Linked DNA regions of Homo sapiens: region 1 is linked to region 2. Evidence: chromatin loops called from intact Hi-C (ENCODE). Cell type or tissue: heart left ventricle. All regions are shown on one strand. Each heading gives the region's core, and the rest is flanking DNA. Links, peaks and the distances in the headings are about the cores only.

Region 1 (11,992 bases), core at 1,374-9,373, 49 kb after region 2:
TCAAGCCATTCTCCTGCCTCAGCCTCCTGAGTAGCTGGGACTACAGGTACCCACCGCCATGCTTGGCTAATTTTTTGTGTTTTTAGTAGAGATGGGGTTTCACCGTGTTAACCAGGATGGTCTCGATCTCCTGACCTCGTGATTTGCTTGCCTCAGCCTCCCAAAGTGCTGGGATTACAGGCATGAGCCACTGCGCCTGGCCGATATTTGTTTTTCCTTGATGATGGATTTAAAAGATCTTATTTCATTTATTTTTTATAATTTCAACTTTTAGATTCAGGGGGTACATGTACAAGTTTGTTAATGGGTATATCGTGTGATGCTGAAGTTTGGGGTATGATTGATCCCATCACCCAGTTAGCAAGTGTAGTACCCAATAGTTAGTTTTTCATCCCTAGCCCCTCTCCCTTTCTCTCTCCCTCCCTCTCTGCTCTAGTAGTCCCCAGTGTCTACTGTTGCCATCTTTATGTCCATGAATACCCAGTGTTTAGCTCACACTTATAAGTGAGAACATGCAGAATTTGTTTTCTGTTCCTGTGTTAATTTACTTAGGATAATGGCCTCCAGCTGCATCCATGTTACTGGAAAGCACATGATTTTGTTCCTTTTTATGGCACATAACTAGGAGATTTCTATCCTCGTTATTAATGTATTAGCTTGCTTTCTGTATTGTTAATATCATTAAGCAAATACATGCTTTGTGTGTGTAGAGCACTATTCTGGGCCCTGGGGATACAATTAGTAAGTCATAGACTCTGCATACAAGGAGTCTTGCTGAGAATTTGACCTATCAAAGATAACTACAATAAAATCCAATATACTACAATAGGTAATGGGAAACTGGTGGTAGTGGCTAGTATCTGCTAGGATGAGAAGAATAGTCAAGGCAGGCTTCATAGTGAAGGTAATGTTTAAACTAAGTCTTTCAGACCATGTAGAAGCTCTAAGCAGGAAAATGCATCCCAGGCAGAGGAAACAGCATGTGTAAATATATGAGGGCATGTGAAAGTGTGGCACACTTGCAGAATTGTTAGAGATTGTTATGGAAATGGTTTATAATAGCTAACAGCAATATGCATGAGCAGTTAAGTTGTGCCAGACACTGTTCCAACTGCTGTGTCCATATAAAGATATGTAATCTTCATAATAATACTAAGAAAGAAATAGTACTGTTATTCCCATTTTATAGATGGGGTAACTGAGGCAGAAAGAAGTTAAGTAACTTATACAAGGTCTTATAGCTATTAAGTTCCACAGCTGACATTTGAATTCAAACTTTCTGGCCAATGCACTAAATCAGGGGTCAGCAAACTATAGCTCATGGGCCAAATCCAGCCCACTGCCTGTTTTTGTACAACCTATAAGCTAAAAATAGTTTTGCACTTTTAATTAGCTGAAAAAGAAGTAAAATATTTTGTGATATGTGCAACTTATGTGAAATTCAGATTTTTAGTGTCCATAAAATTTTACTGGAACCCAGCTATAGTCGTTGGTTTAGTATTGTCTATAGCTGCTTTTACATTATAATGACAGAGTTGAATGTTTGCAAGAGACTATGATCTGCAAAGTGTAAAGTACTTCTTTCTTTTTTCTCTTTTTTCTCTTTTTTTTTTAGAGACAGGGTCAGGCTCTGGCACCTACGCTGGAGTATAATGGCACAGTCATACCTCACTGCAGTTTTGACCTCCTGGGTTTAAGCAAGTTATTCATCTCAGCCTCCCGAGTAGCTAGGACTACAGTTGTCCACCACCATGGCTGGCTAATTTAATTTTTTTTTTTTTTTTTTTTTTTTTTTTTGTAGAGATAGATTCTTGCCACATTGCCCAGGCTGGTCTTGAACTCCTGCCCTCAAGCAATTCATTCACCTTGGTCTCCCAAATAAAGTACTTTCTATTTGGCTCTTTACAGAGAAAGTTTGCTCTAAATCAATGCACTATACTGCCTCACAGTATATTTTGTTTTATTAATTAACACAAAGAATAGCATACGTTAATAGCAATACTTGGACTTATGTACTAGTTATCTTTTTAAAAATCTGTTTTCATATTTGTTGTCTTGTGTCCTCACATCAACCCTGAAATAAAAAGAAGGTTAAATTTGGTGTTTTTCTTGTATAGCTAAGAAACTTAGCTGTGGAAAGATTAGGATGGGCTGTGACATTAAAGTCAGACTCTTTTGCCTATACAGCATCTTACAACATCCTCCATTCTGTTCTGAAATTTCTCCTCTACCTCTGTCCTACATAACAGTTGTTCAGAGTTTGGGCTTGAGGACACTCTATAAATGAGACAGTTGAGACAGATTGAAAGCAAGGTAACACACACTCTTTCCTTAACCTTCAGTGCCTCTGCAACAGCATCTGAAATTTTCTGTCTTGGCAAGCTTCACCTAATTCTGAGCACCCTGCTAGTGAAGTGCTCTGGGAGGCTGGGATTTGACTGCAGATAAGTAAGCACTTACCATCAAAGGAGACAGGGGGCGTTTCTCATTTTCATTTCCATAAAGGGATGCCATTGCTTTGCCAGGCTATGTGGAAAGTCTTTGCCTTAACAGTGAATCTTGAGTCCTCTTTCAGGTTTTTACCTGTCCATATTCTACTTTTGGAACATGAGGTTTCTACCTTTTTGCTATTCCTGATCTTTTCCTGGACTTAGGAATGACTTCTCTTACCAACAAATCACGGAAGCTTTTCTTGTTACCTTGGTACTACCAGTAAGCTAGTCGGGGAGAGTGGAATCTAACTCTTCTATTTGTGATCTCAAGGGATGTTTGTGTTATTCATTGGTTTGTATTTTTCATTCTACTTCCCTTCTTCTAGGACATAGCAGTCTGAAGTTTGGACTACAGGCTATGTTTTGTTGTATCATTATGCTTGATGCTTTCAGGAAAAAACCAAGTTGTTCAGATTTCTCAAGTCTTAATCTCTAGTGTGTGTTCTGTTTTCAGCCTCAATAGTGAATTTATATTATCAGATATACAAAATTGATTATACCCAGATTTGGACTGTTAAGGCCTAGCAGAAACAAGACGCAGCTTTAAGAGAGGTCAACTATGTTTCTGCTCATAGCCAGCATTTCCTTGGCCTCGGACAGTGCTGAGGTCAGAGCAATGTAGAAAAACAATTTTCTGTCCAAGGGGTCAGATGCCTGAGAGATGCAACTCAAACACCTACAGTGAGGGGTAACATATACAGACATTTGTCAAAACTTAGTGAATGTATACCTAAGATTCGTGCTTTTCACTGTATGTAAATTTTACTTCAAAAGAAAAATAATACTGTAAAGAGGTATTTAACTCTAGTTTATAGTTAAGTATTTGGAGAAATTATTACTAATGTCTGAAATGGGATGAATGGATGAAGGGATGGATACATGACAAAGCAAATACAACATTAATAGTGGACGATAGCTTGTGTGGGTATATGGGGGGGTCACTGTGAACTTCTTTCAACTTTTCTGTGTTTGAACATCTTCATAAAAATTTTTGGGAAAATAAGAAAGTAAAGGGGATGGGCAGGTAATACAAATTAATAAAGAAGGCTTGGTGTAACACAGTAGAGAGAGATGGGGCCTGGGGCACTGAGAAACGCATGTTCTGCCTAAAGAAGGCAGCTGCCACTCAACTCCAACCAGTTGTTACTTTGTGGGAATCTGGCCCCAGTGTTGTAATCTAATTTTTAAAAAGGAGTTTCAAATATAGAATTTTTGTGTGCAAAAAATCTTTAATTTTAAAATACCATATGGGCCAAACAGTATATTTTTAATTTACCAACTCATTTTCTATTCCAAAGATTAAAATTTTCGAGAAGAAATTGGGGGTGTCCTCTTGAGTTGTAAAGTTACCATTGTTATCACTAACACGTGCCTTTAAAGAGATTTCAGCTGTAGCTGAGACCTTATACTGTAACCTCAATTCCCCTGTTGTGTGGGCTGCTGTACAATAATGCCTTGCCAGGCCCATGCCATGGTATTCATGACACTGACCCAACCAGGACTTTGCTGTGGGGCAGGGAACAGCTGTGAGGCTGGGCTGGTTGGCACTGATTTCTCTAGGCTCACTTTTGGATTATTTAATATGGAAAGGGCAACAGTACTTGTTAGTTTGCTGCTCAAATATAGTTCCTGAGTGTAAGTCACTTAGGCTTTAAGAGAAATTAGCACTAGTTGGGAATCAGAAACAGAAAAGACTTCTAAGACTTCCTTATATTCCCTGTTTTGTCTAAGTGGTGTCACAAATCACCCATGGTCCTAAGCTCTTAACAATCTCCATGTTATCCTTTCTCACCACTGACATTCTAATAAGTGACCCTTTCTGTTCATTTTACCTCAGGGGTACTTCTCAAATCCATGTCCTCCCCAGTGTCTTAGCTGCCAGTACCTTACTTCAAGACCTCATCCTCTCTTGCCTAGATTACAATTTCCTCACTGGTGTCTCTCATGAGTTTTTCCCTCCCAGTGGTTCAATCTTCATATTCCTACTGCAATTATCATTCTAAGATACAATTCTGTTAGTATCACTCTCTGGTTTAAAAACCTCAATACCTCCCTGTTGTCTTCAGGATAAAGGTGAGACTCTTTATCATGGATGGAATATAGGGACCTTCATGGCTGTCAACGTATCCTACCAGCCACAATTCCTTCTATTTTCCACTAGCCTGTAGGGTAAAGTTCCAATTTCTCAGTATGGCAAATGAAGCCCTACTTAAATTTCTATGCATGCCCCCACCCCCTTTTTAGTCTATGCATGCATAGAATTCTCACTATTCCAAAAAATGGACATTTTCTGTTTCCTCCAGACCTTTGCCTATGTTATTCTCTTTGCTTCAGATTCTCTTCATCGCTGCTGTTTCAGTGTTCTCTTTCTTCTTTATAACTCAGGTAAATAATTTTTTATTTTTATTTTTTAAATTTTTATTATAATTTTTTTGAGATGGAGTCTCACTCTATTGCCCAGGCTGGAGTGCAGTGGCGTGTCTTGGCTCACTGCAGCTCCACCTTCCAGCTTCAAGCGGTTCTCCTGCCTCAGCCTCCTGAGTAGCTGGGACTGCAGGCGTGTGCCACCACGCCTGGCTAATTTTTTGTATTTTTTTAGTAGAGACGGGGTTTCACTGTGTTAGCCAGGATGGTCTTGATCTCCTGACCTCATGATCCGCCCACCTTGGCCTCCCGGAGTGCTGGGATTACAGGCGTGAGCCACCGCACCCAGCCCAAATAATGTTTATACTGGGAGGTTTTTCCTGTAGCCCCTCGACCAAGTTAGCAACTTCTTACTCTGCACTATAACACTTTGTACTTAGCTCTCATTTTATATTAGAGATTATTTCTGTTGCATTGTATCATTTACATGTCTCTTTCCACCACTAAATGATAAAGTCTTAATCATTTTTTATTACTACATCTCCACCTGAGGACCATGTCTGGTATAGTACAGGCCTTAGTAATATTTGTTACATGAATAAATGGAAATGCACATTACAGTCAGGGAACACTGATTACTGAGACAAATTCTTAACCTGTTCTTTGGTAATGTGAGTCAGTGTCAGATCAGAACTTTATCTTCTTAGATTTTCTGCTTGTGCTAACAATTAGACTTGATGGACCCTCAGCAGCCCGTGACTCTGTTATGGTAAAACGCAGTCTAAAGCCCCTCAACTTCCTTTACCAGCTATAGAAGTCAGCTATAGGAGCCCTGGCCCATTGTTTTTCCTTTCCTCTAATCCTAACTTAAATTAACTTTTATCTCTTATGAATGAAACCTGACTGTGATCTGTTTACATGTACAGGAACTTACATAGAGCTTATATTCATATTTAAGTATAACATTACTTATATAGAACTATATTTATGTTTAAGTATATCATTTTTGCTCTTGTGTAGAAAGGAGGGTCCCTTGTTAACTCTGGAGATAATACAAGGGTAATATAATAATAGCAGCTAACACGTAACATTTAACTGTGTGCCAGGCTTGAAGTGTTTTTATGTACATTAGCTCATTTAATCCTAATTGTAACTCCATGAAGTAGTTCTTATGATTGGTATGATAATTTAACAGATGAGGAACCTGAAGCAGACAGAAATAACTCGTCCCAAGAACACAAAACTACTTAACCAGTAGACCTGGGATTTGAACTCAGGAAGTCTTATTTCATAGTCTGTGCTCTTAACTGTATGCTGTACTGCTTAGGGTTATATAACTGCTTTCTCTCGTGTCTTCTACCATGTAGTACTCTACCTGTGGGAGGACATGACAATAAGTGTTATGGACTAATAATATATTATTAGCTTTGACTATATAAAACGCTTGATGAAAATATGCTGGGAAAATAATAACCTTTTATTTAATATCTCCTTTTACGGATAATATTTGGTGTGCTGATTTATACTTTCTGCAGATTTAAACTGCCTGTAATTTCTTTGTGGCATTCACTCCTTACTCAACTCAGATCCCAGGATTGTCTTCCTTCTTTTCCCCAGGCTTACTTGACAGCTATGAAGCATTGCCCATGCCATAGCTTTCAGGCTGTGCTCTTGTGTCTTGTGAAACACTTGTTTATGGGCACAGAGTGATCTGGAGTTAAATAGAAAAATCCCTCTCCATGGGACAACAATTTACTCTACATGCCAACTTGGCAGCAGGGTAGACCACTGGGGGGCTGTGATTAAGACAGGTAGCCAAGAGAGGAAGGAGGTTTCTAATCCAGACTCATGCTAATAAACAGAGTGGTAACCAAAGCACTTTAATGAGATCTTTGTGTTTTGCATTTAGTCTAGTTAGGAGTAACCAACTCAAATTGACCAATTGGCCACATTCCTTATATAAAATTATTGGAGTAGACTAATATCAGTTTACACTGTATATACTAAAATAAAGCTATTTTTAGGGAGATGGTATTAAGCATTGAAAATGTTCCATGAACCAAGTAGTTTCTTGACCCTGGCCATGAACTCTATTTCGGACACCTCTAAAGTGGTAGGTAGAAAGCATTTAGGTGGTTCTGTGACTGAATATATGACCTTAAATAAGAATCATTTAACTTTTCCAAGGCTGAGTTTCTTCATCTGTAACATGGAAAGTCCTAATGCTTATCACTCTAGTTTCCGTATTCTTTTTTTCCTTTACTGTTTTGTTATAATAGACTTTTTCTAAGGAATGTCTTTGATCAAGTCTGTAAAGGTGTATCATTCCATTACTTAGTGTGTCTCAGCTCTTATGTACAGAATTTGTAAGAAGCCAATTTCAATAGGACTTTCTTATATTCAAGTGTCAGAGTTACTCAGCTATCTCACCTTTGAGCTGAAAGAAAGTCATACTTGGGATTTTTATCACAATTAGTAGGCCACATTTATTGTTCCTCAAAATTAGAATTATCAGTGAGTAACAAAGTAGAGATTTGGAGACTGGAACATACAACTTCTGTTTGAAGATGACTCATGAGCTTTGAGAAAATGCAGATTTCATTTTCTGAGCTCTTCATCTTCTTTCTCCTCAACTTTCAAAAAACATGATTTGATGATAAGAGATCAGACGTGTATAACCATAGTGCAAAAGTTGCCAAGTTGTAAGACAGCTGAATGAGTTTTTCTTCTTTTAGGTGAATAAAAGCATGGGGAATAGAGAAGATTGAGGGAAACATTATTTGAAGCGAAGGGCTTATTAGAATCCAAATTGAACACATTTTTGAAATTTAAGTACTGTTAACCCTTAGGCAATATGATACTTGCTCTTAATTGAAGGGAGATGTTCTCTGGTCCCAGCCTGTAAACATTTGCAGTCTTGAGGTAATATGCCAGTTTACTGAGAACAAAATCTTAATCAGTATGACACTTCATGGAAAATTCTTTACTTCTGCTCTCTCGGCTGTCTCTCTTGAAAGGGTACAGATCTGTGTCCAGAGCCTGCCTGACCACTGAGTACATAATCAGATATAGTTCTCACCATCTGAGAGCCAAACTGTCTCTGCCAGTGGGGTTATGAGTCTTTCACACAGGGCAGACAGTTGCTGGTGTCACCTGTCATGTTGGAGCAGACTGCTGTGATGATTTCCACTTAAGCAGTAGTTATACTATATCATGATTGGAGTGAAGAGACAGCTACTTGGAAGGATTGACTCAAGCTCTGGATCAGTCAATCTTAACTACTGATAGGTTAAAGCCTTCCTGTAGTGACGATCTCCTGATGGTGGAGATTGCCAGATTTACTGAGTCCTTTATCACCTTTAATTTATTTGTACTACTGGCTCTCCATATCCATGGGTTCTGCATCCATGGAGTCAACCAACTGCAGATTGAAAATATTTGGGAAAAATAAAAAATAAAAATTTAATATTAATAAAAATAATACAAATAAAAACAGTATAGAATAATGACTATTTACATAGTATTTACATTGTTTTAGGCATTTTAAATAATCTAGAGATGATTTAAAGTATCTGGAAGGATGTGCATAGGTTATATGCAAATATTATACCATTTTATTTAAGGAACTTGACCCTCAGTGGATTTTGGTATCTGCAGGGGGTCTTGCAACCAGTTCCCCATGGATACTGAGGGACAGCTGTATAATTTCTTGGCATATGATTTCTTGGCCGTCTAGTTGGGGCAAGGGGACTTTGAGCTTAGAAATGTTGGGTTTCACAGGGACCTCATCAATTAGTATTTCTATCCCAGTTTCAGTCCTCAGCCAGAATACCTTCAGTAAAATGCCTCATGTGAGAACCATGATTAGTTCTTTCAGGGTTTTGCTATTTGAGCCAGAGATTAGTTAAACAGTTTCTAAAACTTTCTATTTAATGTAGTTGTCTTTTAAAAAGTCATATTATAAATTTATTGATCACTTTTCATCTGTCAAAGAAGGGATCAGTTACAGCTGTGATTTTCAGTTACTAGTAAGGATTGAGGATATGGCAGACTCTCTAGGTTCTGATTCTGATTCGCTATTCTATGGCAAGTTTATTAGTTTCCTGTGGCTTCTGTAACAAATTAACACAAACTTGGTGGCCTAAAACAAAATTATTCAATCATTCTCCCACAGTTCTGGAGTCCAGAAGTTTAAAATCAAGGTGTTATCAGGATCACACTCCCTCTGGTATATATACATTGCATGTATATACCATATTTTACTTATCCATTCAGCCATCAATGGGCTCTTCAATTGCTTCCACATTGTAGCTATTGTGCATAAGGCTGCTGTGAACATGGGTGTACACATATCTCTTTGAGAGACCCTGCTTTCAATTATTATTATTTCTTTCTTTTTTTTTTTTTTTTTTTTGAGACAGGGTTTCATTCTGTCCCCCAGGCTGGACTACAGTCTCTGCTCACTGGAACCTCCACCTCCCAGGCTCAAGCAATTCTTATGCCTCAGCCTCCTAAGTAGCTGGGATTACAGGCGCATGCCACCACACCCAGCTAATTTTTTGTATTTTTAGTAGAGACAAGGTTTCGCCATGTTGCCCAGGCTGGTCTTGAACTCCTGAGCTCAGGCAGTTCACTCGCCTCAGCCTACCAAAGTGCTAGAATTACAGGCATGAGCCATTACGACCAGCATCAATTATTTTGAGTTTATACCCAGAATTCTTCTGGATATATATTCAAAATCCTATTTTTGAATAGAAAATAGAAATGGTAATTCTATTTTTAATTTTTTGAGGAACTTCCATACTGTTTTCCATAGAGGCTATACCATTTTACATTCCCCTGAGCAGTGCACAAGGATTTTAATTCCTTGCCAACACTTTTTTTTTTTTTTGAGATGGAGTCTTGCTCTGTCACCAGGCTGGAGAGCAGTGGCATGATCTCGGCTCACTGCAACCTCCACCTCCTGGGTTCAAGCAATTCCCCTGCCTCAGCCTCCCAAGTAGCTGGGACTACAGGCACGCGCCACCACGCCCAGCTAATTTTTTGTATTTTAGTAGAGACAGGGTTTCACCATGTTGGCCAGGATGGTCTCAATCTCCTGATCTCGTGATCCACCCACCTCAGCCTCCCAAAGTGCTGAGATTACAGGTGTGACCCACAACGCCCAGCCAACACTTTTAAAATATTTCCTTGCATGCTAAAATTTTATTTTTATATTTCATTATTTATTTTTAGAGATGGGTCTTGTGTGTTGCCCACGCTTGAGGGCAGTGGTGCTATCATAGCTCACTGCAGCCTTGATCACCTGGGCTCAAGCGATCCTCCCTCCTCAGCCTCCCAAATAACTGGGACTACAGGCCTATTTTGTTTTTTTGATAATAGTCATCCTAATAGGTATGAGGTGCTATCTCATTGTAGTTTTGATTTTCATTTCCCTAATGATTAGTGACATTGAGCATTTTTTCATATGCTTATTGGCCATTTGTATATCTTTGGATACATGTCCATTCAAATCTTTTTTGCCCATTTTTGAATCAGGTTGTTTATTTTTTGTTGTTGAGTTTTAGGAGTTCTCGATATACTCTGGATATTAATCCCATACAGATATATGATGTGCAAATTTAAAAACTTTATTATGTACATATATTTTTGCTTATAAAAAATATGGAATGCTTCATGAATTTGCTTGTCATCCTTATGTAGGGGCCATGCCAATCTCTGTATTGTTCCAATTTTAGTATATGTACTGCTGAAGTAAGCATTGATTTGCAAGTATTTTCTCCCACTCTATGGACTGCCTTTTTACTCTTTTGGTAGTGTTTCTTGATATACTCTCAACAATTTTGTCCACATGATTTGTTGAAATCAAGGAAAGCGTGGGCTGAAAAATCCAAACAAGTAGGTGTTAGGCTGCACTAAGCCCAGCTTCTAACATATGCCCAGACACCTGGAGCTGGGTTTTATGGGGAAGAGAGTTGTTCTGAGGCCAAGGCAGGTAGTATTAGTGATATTCTGAGACACAACAGCAAGGTCAGCTCTGAAAGCTGGCACTTGCTGGTGGCAACAGTTGCAGGCTATTTTGGGAACCGAGGAGGCTTTGTTTTATGAGGCCTTCTCTGCACTGCCAGATTTAACCCTGGCACTGATTGATATCAGCCACTTTTGCCTTTGATATGGAGAGAGCAGTATCAGGTACAGTAGTGAGATCACAGTGCTCTTTCCCCAGATTATTGGTAAAATCAAGTATTTTTCCTTGGAGATTATCATTGCCAGACAAATGTGACATGCTGATGTTGGGAAACTTTAATTTATTACCTGGCAGTTTTTCTAAATAGTTCCTTCATACTAGTAATTAAGTTATATCTCTATTTCTTAAGGAGCTTAGAACACGTTGTTACTTTAGTAAAATTCGATGTGTCTTCAGGAATGCAAAATAGGAGGAAATGGACTTAAACTGCATCAGAAGGAATCTGGGCCAAATGCAAAGAATTTCCCCATTATCATGAGTGACATCAAAAGCTTGTTTAGCCTGCTTCCCAAGAAAAGGAAAGACCTATCTCTCTGGAAGGTTTAGCATAGCTCTGTGTAGAGGTATGGTGTTGAAGTTCATGTCCCTGGAAACAGTTTTATAAGTGGGCGAATCTGCTCATCTACCATGCTTCAGTCGTGAATGAGTCAGCAGCACAGCTGCCGATGGAGTGGGCAGAAGGGCATCTAAATTTAGTCGTTATTCACTTGAGAAGATTTTCAGGGACTATATGTCTCTCATCCATGCTTTAGTCTCTCATCCATGCTTTAGTCATATTCCTTCTTCTGGAGGCAAAAAAAAAAAAAAAAAAGCAAGAAAACAGTCACTCCAAGGTGCTTCATGAGAGTGTCCTACAACTCTGTTGATTGGTCTTACCTACAAGAATGATTCTCTTCCACCTTAACTGGGTGCATACTATTTTATTCATATAGCTCCTGAATTTAAGAATCCATGGAATTCTGAACATTAGAGAGGGAATTTTCTGCAGTTAGACTTACAAACAAGCTCCAGAATCTTGCTAGTTCAAAGACATTTTTAACCAAACTTCTTTCCTCCTATAAGGTACTGGGGGTGGGAGGGGAGGGCTGTGATCATTGAGGACTAAGTA
Region 2 (11,871 bases), core at 4-8,003:
TACTTTACAATGGATTCACCTTCTGTGAAATGGAGAGTGAGTGGTACAATTATCTGAATTATTTATTTAAAATGTCCATTTGTTATACAAGCACGATATAAATTATCTGGATAATTGCTTCTTTTCTCTCTTTTGGCCATGGCCACTTGACCAACTGTGGATTATTGTCTTGGCATGTTAGAAGCCCCCAGATAATACTGGGGGACAATTTTTCTCCTCCTACAACGTCACAGTAGATGATTTGCACTGCAGCTTGTGGTGCCTTGATGCTTCTTTTGGACTTAGAGACCTTCTTTCTTGGCAGCCTTTGCTGAGACCACGAGGTGCTTGAGTCAAAGATAACAAGCTCCAGGGGGCCTATTAATAATACTTGAGTTAGACTGGGATAAGAAGTATCTCAAAGGTTAGACCAACTCTGATGAAAGCCTTGGAAACTGATGCAGACTAAATTTCAGTGACTAAATTAAGATTTGGTGTGTATGCATGTGTTGTCCTAGAGTCCTTAACAAGGTATTAATCTGATTATAGAACCCTTGAAAGCACTTGTTTGCTCACAAAGGAATTTCTGTTTCATTTGCGTATACACATTGTAAGGCCAGGAATATTTGTTAATAATTCTATGTGGAATAGTACTTTAAATTTTTTCTTTTATTTATTTATTAAGTTTGACTGTTAGCACCTATCTTGATATCCTTAGCATTATAATCTTAGGTACTCTAGGCCTAGATACATGATATCTACCAAATTATTGCTGTGGGAAGAGGCAAGTGCCTACTTTCAGAAAAGAGATTTTTCTAGGATTTATTAAAATGAATGCTTACTTACTTCAGCATGTATTATGTTGACTCTTAAATCTGTGCTGAGTGTGGTGAGGGATGCTGGATTTCAGTCACCATAGGTCTTGTCTCTTAGCACGGTCTGATCAGTCTTCATCTGGAGGGCTACCAAGGAGATTAGAATAATTCCATACTTGACTCAGAAATTCACACTGGCGGCCGGGGGTGGTGGCTCACGCTTGTAATCCCACCACTTTGGGAGGCTGAGGCAGGTGGATCACGAGGTCAGGAGTTCGAGACCAGCCTGGTCAACATTGCAAAATCCCGTCTCTACTAAAAATACAAAAATTAGCCTGGTGTGGTGGTGCACACCTGTAGTCCCAGTTACTCGGGGAGGCTGAGGCAGGAGAATCGCTTGAACCCAGGAGGTGGAGGTTACAGTGAGCTGAGATCACACCACTGCACTCCAGCCTGGGTAAAAGAGTGAGACTCCGTTTCAAAAAAAAAAGAAAAAAGAAATTCAGACTGTCTTTGTAATGTGCAGGGTCCAAATTTGGACCCTCAAGGTCACACCAGACTGGAATTCAGTTTGTAGTTGAATAAGCCTTTGTCATTCTAGAGTTGCCTCAGTCTGACGCTGTAGACTTAGGGAGGCTAAAATCACGTATTTCTCAGGAAGAGAGATGGAGATAGGAACAAGTGAGGGGAGGAGGATAGGCTGAGCAATTTATATTCAGACAGAGACAGAAGATGAGTAAGATGAATGTGTGTTCAGTTCAATATAAAATAGTATATTTTGTGTGCTAACTCATATGGTAAAATAAAACTTGTGCTTTTAACCTTTTCTCTTTTATTCTACATTTATTACTCATTCCTCTCCTGGTTCCACCTGCGAAGTTACTTTTGCCTTACCCTGAATATTGATGAATTCTGCTTAGTGTCAGGACCCATGGCAACATAGGATTCAGAAAAATCCTGTTTGCTCCTTTATTATTGTGCATCTAGAATAGTCATCTATCCTGAGCCATTTTAGTAGCTTACCTCTTCAAATTGCTTAATATGTTGCATCAGACTATGTTGGACCTCAAAGCCATATTGGGAAATTCAGCTTTTTGTCTGTGTGGTTTTTTTTTTTGAAAGTATAAATAAAAATGACTTTCATTTGTTCCGCAGAATTTCTTCCCTATTCTTCTTCTTTGTGTGTGTGTGTGTGTGTGTGTGTGTGTGTGTGTGTGTGTGTGACAGGGTCTTGCCCTGTTACCCAGACTGGAGTGTGGTGGTGTGACCATGGATCACTGCAGCTGCAACCTCTCAGGCTCAAGTGATCCTCCCCACCTCAGCCTCCTTAGTAACTGGGACTACAGGCACACCCCATCATACCCAGCTAATTTTTAAAATTTTTTGTAGACAAGGGGGTCTCACTATGTTGCCAGGGCTGATCTTGAACTCCTGGGCTAAAACAATCCTCCCCCCTCGGCCTCCCAAAGTGCTCGGATTACAAGTAGGAGCCACTATGCCTGGCCTCTCCCCAATTCTTCAACTCCTGCTGAATAACTGTATATCACCATTTGGGCTTTTAGAATCTTCTACTCTGTGAGTATTTTGAAATAGGCAACCTGTCAATATATATGGATTAAGCACAATTCTGCCAAAGGTAAGGAGTTGGACCAGTCTTGTTGTTAACATAAAACTAAGTAGTTTATTTTTTTCTTTTAAAATATTTTAAAACTAAGATATACTTTATATACAATAAAATTCACTCTTTGTAGTGTAGCATCGTATGAGTTTTGACAAATGCGTACAGTTGTGGAACCACCACTGTAATCAAGATGTAGAACGTTACCCTCAAGATTTTTTGTGCTCCTTGGTAGACAGCTCCTCCCACCCTCAGCCCATGACAGTCATTCATCAGTTATTTTGTCCCAATAATCACAATAGATGGAGGCTGAGGCAGGAGGATCACTTGAGCTCAGGAGTTTGAGACCAGCGTGGGCAACATAGCAAAACCTTGTCTTTACAAAAAAATAAAATTAGCCAGGCATGTTGGTGCATGTCTGTAGTTGCAGCTACTTGGGAGGCTGAGGCGGGAGGATAGCTTGAGTCCAGGAACTGGAGTTGCAGTGAGCCATGATCGTGCCACTGCATTCCAGCCTGGATGACAGAGTGACACCCTGTGTCTATAAACAAACAAGAGCCACCATGCCTGGCCTAGAGTAAAGTTTTTGATATTTGAATAATATGCCATTAATTACATGTGTCCCATTCTTTTTTTTTTTTGAGACAGAGTCTCGCTCTGTCAGCCAGGCTGGAGTGCAGTGCACGATCTCGACTCACTGCAACCTCTGCGTCCCGGGCTCAAGCAATTCTCCTGCCGTAGCCTCCTGAGTAGCTGGGATTACAGGGGGGTGACACCACGCCTGGCTAATTGTTTTTTTTGTTGTTGTTTTTTTTTTTGAGACGGAGTCTTGCTCCGTCGCCCAGGCTGGAGTGCAGTGGTGTGATCTCAGCTCACTGCAAGCTCTGCCTCCCGGGTTCACGCCATTCTCCTGCCTCAGCCTCCCGAGTAGCTGGGACCGCAGGTGCCTGCCACCATGCGCAGCTAATTTTTTTTGTATTTTTAGTAGAGACGGGGTTTTGGGCGGGTGGATCACGAGGTCAGGAGATCGAGACCATCCTAGCTAATTTTTGTATTTTTAGTAGAGACGGGGTTTCACCATGTTGGCCAGGCTGGTCTTGAACTCTTGACCTCAGGTAATCCACCCGCCTCAGCCTCCCAAAGTGCTGGGATTATAGGCGTGAGCCACCATGCCTGGCCGTGTTCCACTATATTTTTCTCTTTAGAGGTTTTCTTAGATTCTTAATTAACAACTAATATTGAATGTCTAAATGGTAGATTGTAAGTCTGTACTAGAGTATATATGTGGTATAATTTCTGCCCTCAAGGAACTAACAGTCAGGTTTGGAAACAGATAAATAAAAAAAAGATTCCTTTTAGAGTTCCAAATTCTATGATACCCTGGAAAGGATGTATTCCTAAGTGGAAGGACAAACGAAGGCAGTCCAGGATGGTAGAGCAGCATGGGCGAATAAATAGGAATGGGTGTGGTGTGTAGGCAGAGGATGCTAGGAAATCCTAATGGATGTGTTTGAAGGGTTAGAGATGAGAGAGAGTCAGGGTGACATCCTAGAGGGCTTTGAACATCAAACATCAGGCCAAGGTGGCTTGATGGACTCCTTAGTAGAGAATTTTTGTGGGTTTGAGCAGGGTCGTTACCCAACCAAAGCAGTATTTTAGGATTCTGAAGCAGCACTTGGATTTCTGAATGAATGGAGAGACAGAGTTGAGAGAACCAGCTGAGTGAATGGAGATGAGAAAAAAGTGTAGTACAATTCTAGCTTGTGAGTCTGAAAGAATTGTGTTATTCAGGTAGAAATAGTATTCAGTCAACGATTAGACTGAGGTACTCTGAAGACGTACAAATAGAAATCTCCTATAGGTGTTTAGCATGGTGGCCCATATCTGTAATCCCAGCACTTTGGGAGGCCAAGGCGGGAGGATTGCTGGAGACCAGGAGTTTGAGACCAGCCTGAGCAATGTGGTGAGACCCTATCTCTCCAACCCCCTCCCCACCCAAAAAAAAATTAGCCAGGTATGGTGGTGCAAACATGTGGTCCCAGTTACATAGGAGGCTGAGGTGGAAGGATCACTTGAGCCCAGGAGGTTGAAGCTGCAGTGAGCTGTGTTCACACCACTGCACTCCAGCCTGGGTGACAGAGCAGAGCAAGACTGTGTCTCAAATAAATAAGTAAGTAAGTAAGTAAATATCCTGTAGGTATCTATGTGACTCAAGGCTAGTCACTTTCCTATCTATGCTCCAGTTTTCTCATATTTGAGACAAGAGACTTGATTTTAGCATAAAGGTGAGAGTTGAAGTAATGAGTGTGAAAGAGGAAAGGGAGAAAACATACAGAGAAGAGCAGAAAACACAAGCAGCTGGTAGGCAGAGAATGCAGAAATTCAAGTTAGAGCTGTTGGAAGATGTGGTAGGCTGACTAATGGTGCCCCAAAAATGTCTAAGTCCTAATCCCCAGAACATGTAAATATGTTACCTTACAGGGTAAAAGAGACTTTGGGGATATGATTAATTTAAGGATCTTGAGATAAGGAGATTAGCCTGGATTATCCAGGTGAGCCCAATATAATCACAAGCATCCATATAAGACAGGCAAGAGAGCAGAATCAGAATAGGAGATGTGATGAAGGAAGCAAGAGATTGCAGGGATTCCAGGAAGGTTCTGTGAGCCAAGGAATGCAGGTGGACCCTAGAAGCTGAAAAAGGCAAGGAAGTGGATTCTTCTCTCAGAGCCTCCACATAAGGAACCAGCCCTGCCAGCAATTTGACAACTCAGCCCAATGAGACTGATTTCAGACTTTTTTTTTTTTTTTTTGAGACTGAATTTTGCTCTTGACCCCTAGGCTGGAGTGCAGTGGCACAATCTTGGCTCACTACAACCTCCGCTGCCCGGGATCAAGCGATTCTCCTGCCTCAGCCTCCTTATTAGCTGGGATTACAGGCGCCCACCACCACAACCAGCTAATTTTTGTATTTTTAGTAGAGACGTGGTTTTGCCTTGTTGGCCAGGCTGGTCTCAAACTCCTGACTTCAGGTGATCCACCCGCCTTGGCCTCCCAAGGATTACAGGTGTGAGCCACTGGGGATTACAGTTGTGAGCCACTGCATCTGGCCATGATTCAGACTTCTGACCTCCAGAATGCTATGATAATAAATTTGTGTTGTTTTAAGCAACTAAGTTTATGGTAATTTGTTATAGCAGCAATAGGAAACTAATACAGAGAAGAACCGACAAACAGTGATATTGAGGTATTTCAAGGAATGGATGGTAAATAATGTAAAAGGAAATTGAGGAGAAGGCCTGTAAAAAGACTGTTGGATTTGGTCATTTAAACTTTGAAAGAGCACTTTCAGTAGAGATATTTTTGAAGACTTTTGTGGAGGTTATATGAAGTTTTTTTTTGCATTAAGGATAACTTGTCTTTCTGTTGACTTTTGGGAGAAAAAATATAGATTTTCCATCAATATAATTGTAATTTAAATGAGGGCCCAAAATATGTGGCAAGACACTTTAAAAGCTGAATTCTGGCTAGTTCAGGTGGTTTCATTATTCATCAGTTAAGAATATTTTAGGATATTAAACCTGATAATAGGGGCAAGAAAGTTATGTCCCTATTACTGATGGCTGCTTATCTAGTTTATTTTACTTCTCAGTCTAGTTTGGCCCATTTCCCACTCATTAGCACTTCCACTGGAAGGCAGCCTTGGGGGAACAGTGATAGGGAGGTTAGTACCAATAAACAGTTTTTTCTGCCATTCTCTTACATTTATTTCTTGAGTGTCTACTGTGTATCTGATTCTGTGCTGCTTGTTACTTTTACTTAGCAGTAGATACAATTTAGAAACTAACTTGAATTTTGGGATTGGTCTCCAGAATAGTTGGTTACTATTATAACTTATAATAGGAAATTGGCTACATAACCGATTTCTGTTCTAGCATTCTGGCTCTTGAGGAGTGTCAGGGGAGTACTATATTTATCAGTATTTGAGACTATTTTATGCTTATGGAGGAGAATTACATATATATCTTCTCTAAGATGGTGAAATATGGAGGTTTGGGATGTCTAATAAATCTTTAATGGTTCAACATAGTAATAATAAATCCAGATTAAGACCTTGGCCCAGAATGTCATATAGGACAAGGAATTGAAGCCTCATTTGGATTGCTAATTGAGTGCTTGCCCAATTTGTTGATGTTGTTTTTGTCTGTGAATATGTTGGGGTTTTTCCTGCTTTTGAAGTGTCATTTAAAAAAATTGTTTCTTCTGATCTTAGATTGTAACCAGTTTGAGTAAAATTTGGGGGCTTAAAGTTTTATCAGGCATGCAGAGTTTATGTTTGTTTCATGAGGCAATTCAATTGAAAAACTGAAGCTTTGCCCAGGCGCGGTGGCTCACGCCTGTAATCCCAGCACTTTGGGAGGCCAAGGCAGGCAGATCACGAGGTCAGGAGATTGAGACCATCCTGGCTAACACGGTGAAACCCTGTCTCTACTAAATATACAAAAAATTAGCCGGGCGTGGTCGCACGCGCCTGTTGTCCCAGCTACTCGGGAGACTGAGGCAGGAGAATCACTTGAACCCGGGAGGTGGAGGTTGCAGTGAGCCAAGGTGGCACCACTGCACTCCAGCCTGGGTGACAGAGCGAGACTCCGTCTCAAAAAAAAAAAAAAAAACTGAAACTTGAGTTTTCAGTATTGGAAATTGACTTGCATGTGGTTTTTAATGAAATATTCTACTTCATTATAGTTATGGAATAGGTTTATACAAAAATTTAGAGATGATTTTATATTTAGTATACTTAAATGTTATGACACAGTGATAATCTGTTAGAATATTAATCTAATGCAAATTTGGGGAATATTTTATGGTGCCATGCTCTAAATATTCATGATATATCTGGCATGATATATGTATCTGGTTTTTCTGTATTAATTATTGGTCTAGTGACTCTCTTTTAAGCATTTTATTATGGAATATTTCAAAATAGAAGATACAAAAGTAGAGAGAATGGTATAATGAATTCTCAAAAGTGATCAACTTATGGCCAATCTTGTTTCATTTATAGATCCTCATCTCCAGTATACTGGATTATTTTATAGCCAATCCTAGATATCACATAATTTTTTTTTTTCTTTTGAGATGGAATTTCACTCTTGTTGCCCAGGCTGGAGTGCAGTGGTGCGATCTTGGCCCACTGCAACCTCCACCTCCCAGGGTGTCTCAGCCTCCCAAGTAGCTGGGATTAGAGGCATGTGCCCCCACGCCCGGCTAATTTTGTATTTTTAGTAGAGACAGGATTTCACATGTTGGCCAGGCTGGTCTCAAATGAACTCCTGACCTCAGGTGATCCACCTGCCTCAGCCTCCCAAAGTTTTGGGATTACAGTCATGAGCCACCGTGCCCAGCTTATATTTTATTTGTAAATATTTCGATATATATCTCTAGAACGTAGAAATTTAAATTAAAAAAAAATCAGCTGGGCGTGGTGGCTCATGCCTATAATCCTAGCACTGGGAGGCCAAGGCAGGTGAATCACCGGAGGTCAGGAGTTTGAGACCAGCCTAGCCAACATGGTGAAACCCTGTCTCCACTAAAAATACGAAAAATTAGCCAGGCGTGGTGGCGTGTGTCTGTAATCCCAGCTACTGGCGGTGGGGGGTGGGGGTGGGGGGCGGTGCTAAGGCAGGAGAATCACTTGAATCCGGGAGGCGGAGCTTGCAGTGAGCTGAGATCTCGCCACTGCACTCCAGCCTGGGTGACAGAGTGAGACTCTGTCTCAAACAAAAACAAAAACAAAAACAAATTTCATTGGCACACCTAAAAGTCAAAATCTTGTTTCTTAAAATTATATTTTAGTAGTGTTTAAGTTTCCCTGATTGTTCACAGGTGTGTGTGTGTGTGTTTTAACAGTTGGTTTATTCAAGTCATGATTCAAATAAGGTCTGTTTTGATTGATACGTATTTTAATCTATGGTTTCCTCCTCATTTTTTTTCTCTTACCTTATTTGTTGAAAACCTGGGTTGTTTGTACTTTAGAGTTTCTCTACAACCTAGATTTTTCTGACTGCTTGCTTGTGGTGTTAAGGTGTTCTTTTGTCCCACGTGTTTTCTATAAACTAGTAATTAGAGATTAGGTCTGATTCAGATTCCAATTTTTTGGTAAGAGTACATCATAAGTGGTGGTATGTACTTCCATGAGAAGGCAAATAATGTCAGGTTATCTCTCTTTGTGATTTAGTGGCCATTGATGGCCTGCAAAAATTTTGAAGTTTCAAGCCAGTCTTGACTAGACCTGAATTCCATTAATTAGTGAATTATTCTAATTATCATCACATCACAAGAAGCTCCTTGTATTGCGCTTCTAATTGGGTTACCAGTGATCAGCTTAAAAAATGTAAATTGGCCGGGTGCAGTGGCTTACACCTGTAATCACAGCACTTTGGGAGGCCGAGGTGGGAGGATCACCTGAGGTCAGGTGTTCGAGACCAGCCTGCCAAACATGGTGAAACCCTGTTTCTACCAAAAATAAAAAATTTAGCTGGGGCTGGTGGTGGACACCTGTAATCCCAGCTACTTGGGAGGCTGAGGCAGGAGAATCGCTTGTACCTGGGAGGTAGAGGTTGCAGTGAGCCGAGATTGCACCATTGCACTCCAGCCTGGGCAACAAGAGTGAAACTCCGTCTCAAAAAAAAAAAAAAGTAAATTGTGAATAAAATAGTTAACATAGGTTTAGTGTATTGACTGTTGCAAGGCTTGACAAGGTGCCTAATGTTGAGATTAGTAGTACCCTTCGTATGTAAATATTTTCCGTGATTGGCAGTGGAGTAAACTTTTTCTACTGTCATTTCATATCTTTACCATTAGCTCTTTTTTTTTTTTTTTTGAGACGGAGTCTTGCTCTGTCACCCAGGCTAGAAGACAGTGGCGCGATCTCGGCTCACTGCAAGCTCCACCTTCTGGGTTCATGCCATTCTCCTGCCTCAGCCTCCTGAGTAGCTGGGACTACAGGTGCCCGCCACCACACCTGGCTAATTTTTTTGTATTTTTTTAGTAGAGACGAGGTTTCACCGTGTTAGCCAGAATGGTCTCGATCTCCTGACCTTGTGATCCGCCCGCCTCGGCCTCCCAAAGTGTTGGGATTACAGTTGTGAGCTACCGCTCCCGGCCTCCATTAACTCTTAACTGAAGTTCCCTATATTAGTCTGTTTTTGTTGCTATAAAGGAATACGTGAGACTAGGTAATTTATAAAGAAAAGAGGTTTAATTGGCTCACAGTACTGCAGGCTATACAGGAAGCATGAGGCCAGCATCTGCTCATGGTGAGGGCCTCGGGAAGCTTACAGTCATGCAAAAGGCAAAGGGGAAGCAGGTGCATCACATAGAGCAGGAGAAAGAGAGAGAGGTGGGAGGTACCATACTCTTTTAAACAATCAGATCTCCTGTGAAGAGAAGAACTCACTCATTGCCATGGAAAGGACACCATGCCATTTATGAGGGAGCTGCCCTTGTAATCCACACATTTCCCACCAGGCCCCACTTCCAAAATTGGGGATCACATTTCAACATGAAATTTGGAGGGCACAAATATCCAAACCATATCATTCCCCTTATTTTGAAATATTGTTCAGAATTCCAGTTCAGTAATATGGTTTCTTATTCCCTAAGTCAACTGCCAGCCCTTGAGGTCCATTATGAAAGAAAACTTCAAAGGGAACGCTCCAAAGAAAACTAAAAAAAAAATAGTAACTTGGCGGTGCAAGGAGAAGAAAGAGACCTGCTTTATAAGAGATAGGAAGAGTGTCCATTCTAGCTACATCAGTTTTGGGCAGTCAACTGTGGGCAAATGATGTGCTTGTCTTAGAAAATGGAAGTGACATTGGGGCATTCATATGGAGATTGGGTTGATTGGCTGGCTTTTGTTGTGCTCTTTGAGGCCTAAGAGAAATTGGCCCTTCTAATTGAATGTGAATTTCACAGTGGGATGTATGGTTTTATGAACTGTTTTATTTATATGCGGGCATTTCAGGGGAGGCAGATTACTTTTTTTTTTTTTCCTGCTTCTTGGCAACATTTTTGCCAGGTTTCTTTTTTTAGTTAGTGATTTTTATTTTTTTTAAAGTTGGTTGGTCTAGCGATGAAATGTGACGTTAAAATGCCAAAACAGATTGTGTTTGGGTCCTGTGGATGCAGCTTCACTGTTTTGTAATTATTCCTCTTGTATTGATTTTCCTCCCCATGTTTAAATTGTTCCTCCTTGACAGTAGATAGCATGAAAAATGAGGTCAAAAGAATAACTCACCTCATTATAAATCACTAGGGGTAATGGAAAGTGATTCTGAAGGATGACCAGGATTCCTTCCATCTGTTAAGAATCATTTCACCTGTTGAAGAGTTCCTACAGCACAAGGACTCTAGTGGTGAGCCGCATCCATTCCAACTTCACAATTGCCGTACAGGGCTAGTATTAGGAGAATTTGACTGCTAGAACTCTAAGTGCTTAACAGGTATTTTTTAAAGCAGGCAACATCTTTATCATTGGCACCAGTTTTCAGTTGAGAGTGGAGACTGCCTTGCTTCAGCTCTGTGTGTGCTATAGCCAGTTCATGACAGAATCAGCAAGGCCCAGGGTTTTTGTTTTTTTTTTTTGTAATAAGGAAATAACTTTGAAAAATTAAAATTATAAATTTAATTTTTCTGCTCATTACCTAAATTATTGCAAGAAGATTATCTTCATTTTTCTTAATATCAAGATAAATGTTCTGTCCTGTCTCTATAATGCACTTCTGTAGTTTGAATGTTTATTTATTTATTTATTTATTTATGTTTGAGACAGAGTTTCCCTCTGTTGCCCAGGCTGGAGTGCAATGGCACGATCTTGGCTCACTGCAACTTCTGCCTACTGGGCTCAGGTGATTCTTGTGCCTCAGCCCCCTGAGTAGCTGGGACTACAGGCATGCACCATCATGCCCAGCTGATTATTGTATTGTTATTGGAGATGGGGTTTCGCCATGTTGATCAGGCTGGTCTGGAACTCCTGGACTCAAGTGATCCACCCATCTTGGCCTCCCAAAGTGCTGGGATTGCAGGCATGAGCCACCATATCCAGCCTGTAGTTTGAATCTTTAAACAGTCAAATGATCTGTTATTAATTTTGGGGGGCACATTTGTATTGAGCACTTCCTGGATGCCAGATGCTGTTGTATACTGGGATACAAACATGGCATACAACTGTGTCTTGCTCTCAGGCATCCCACAGTTACTGACAAACTCATAATTTTAAAGATCTATTCTGGTCTATATTGCTTGTACTTCATGTTGATTCCATTTCCTATTAATCTGTTCATAGTAAAAGTGGAGAAAAGGGTATTGATCATTATCTACACATTTACCTTTGTATGTTTTAAGATAATCAAGACCTTGTCATTAGCCTTCTCTAATAAGGATAAACATGTGCATTCT

What was found. Hi-C counts contacts between places; a loop is a spot of excess contacts. Peaks named below come from ENCODE experiments on the same cell type or tissue, not always from the same donor. Only the 100,000 strongest peaks of a DNase experiment are listed, where the experiment ranks them.
Region 1: a loop joins it to region 2, with 2.5 times the contacts of the local background. A loop is called at or near these places in 27 of 110 quality-filtered maps.

Annotation. Positions count from the first base shown.
Region 1 is chr1:202,399,594-202,411,585 of GRCh38, forward strand. The region is part of intron 1 of PPP1R12B (protein phosphatase 1 regulatory subunit 12B); the gene reads left to right. It also overlaps the pseudogene RNU6-89P. Among named protein-coding and RNA genes, the nearest start is that of PPP1R12B, 57 kb to the left of the region's middle. In heart left ventricle, for the core only: no CTCF peak of the experiment used is centred there; no DNase peak of the experiment used is centred there; H3K27ac peaks cover 3,194 bases.
Region 2 is chr1:202,351,614-202,363,484 of GRCh38, forward strand. The region is part of intron 1 of PPP1R12B (protein phosphatase 1 regulatory subunit 12B); the gene reads left to right. Among named protein-coding and RNA genes, the nearest start is that of PPP1R12B, 8.8 kb to the left of the region's middle. RefSeq lists enhancers at 7,273-8,224, 9,627-10,369, 10,370-11,111. In heart left ventricle, for the core only: no CTCF peak of the experiment used is centred there; no DNase peak of the experiment used is centred there; H3K27ac peaks cover 208 bases.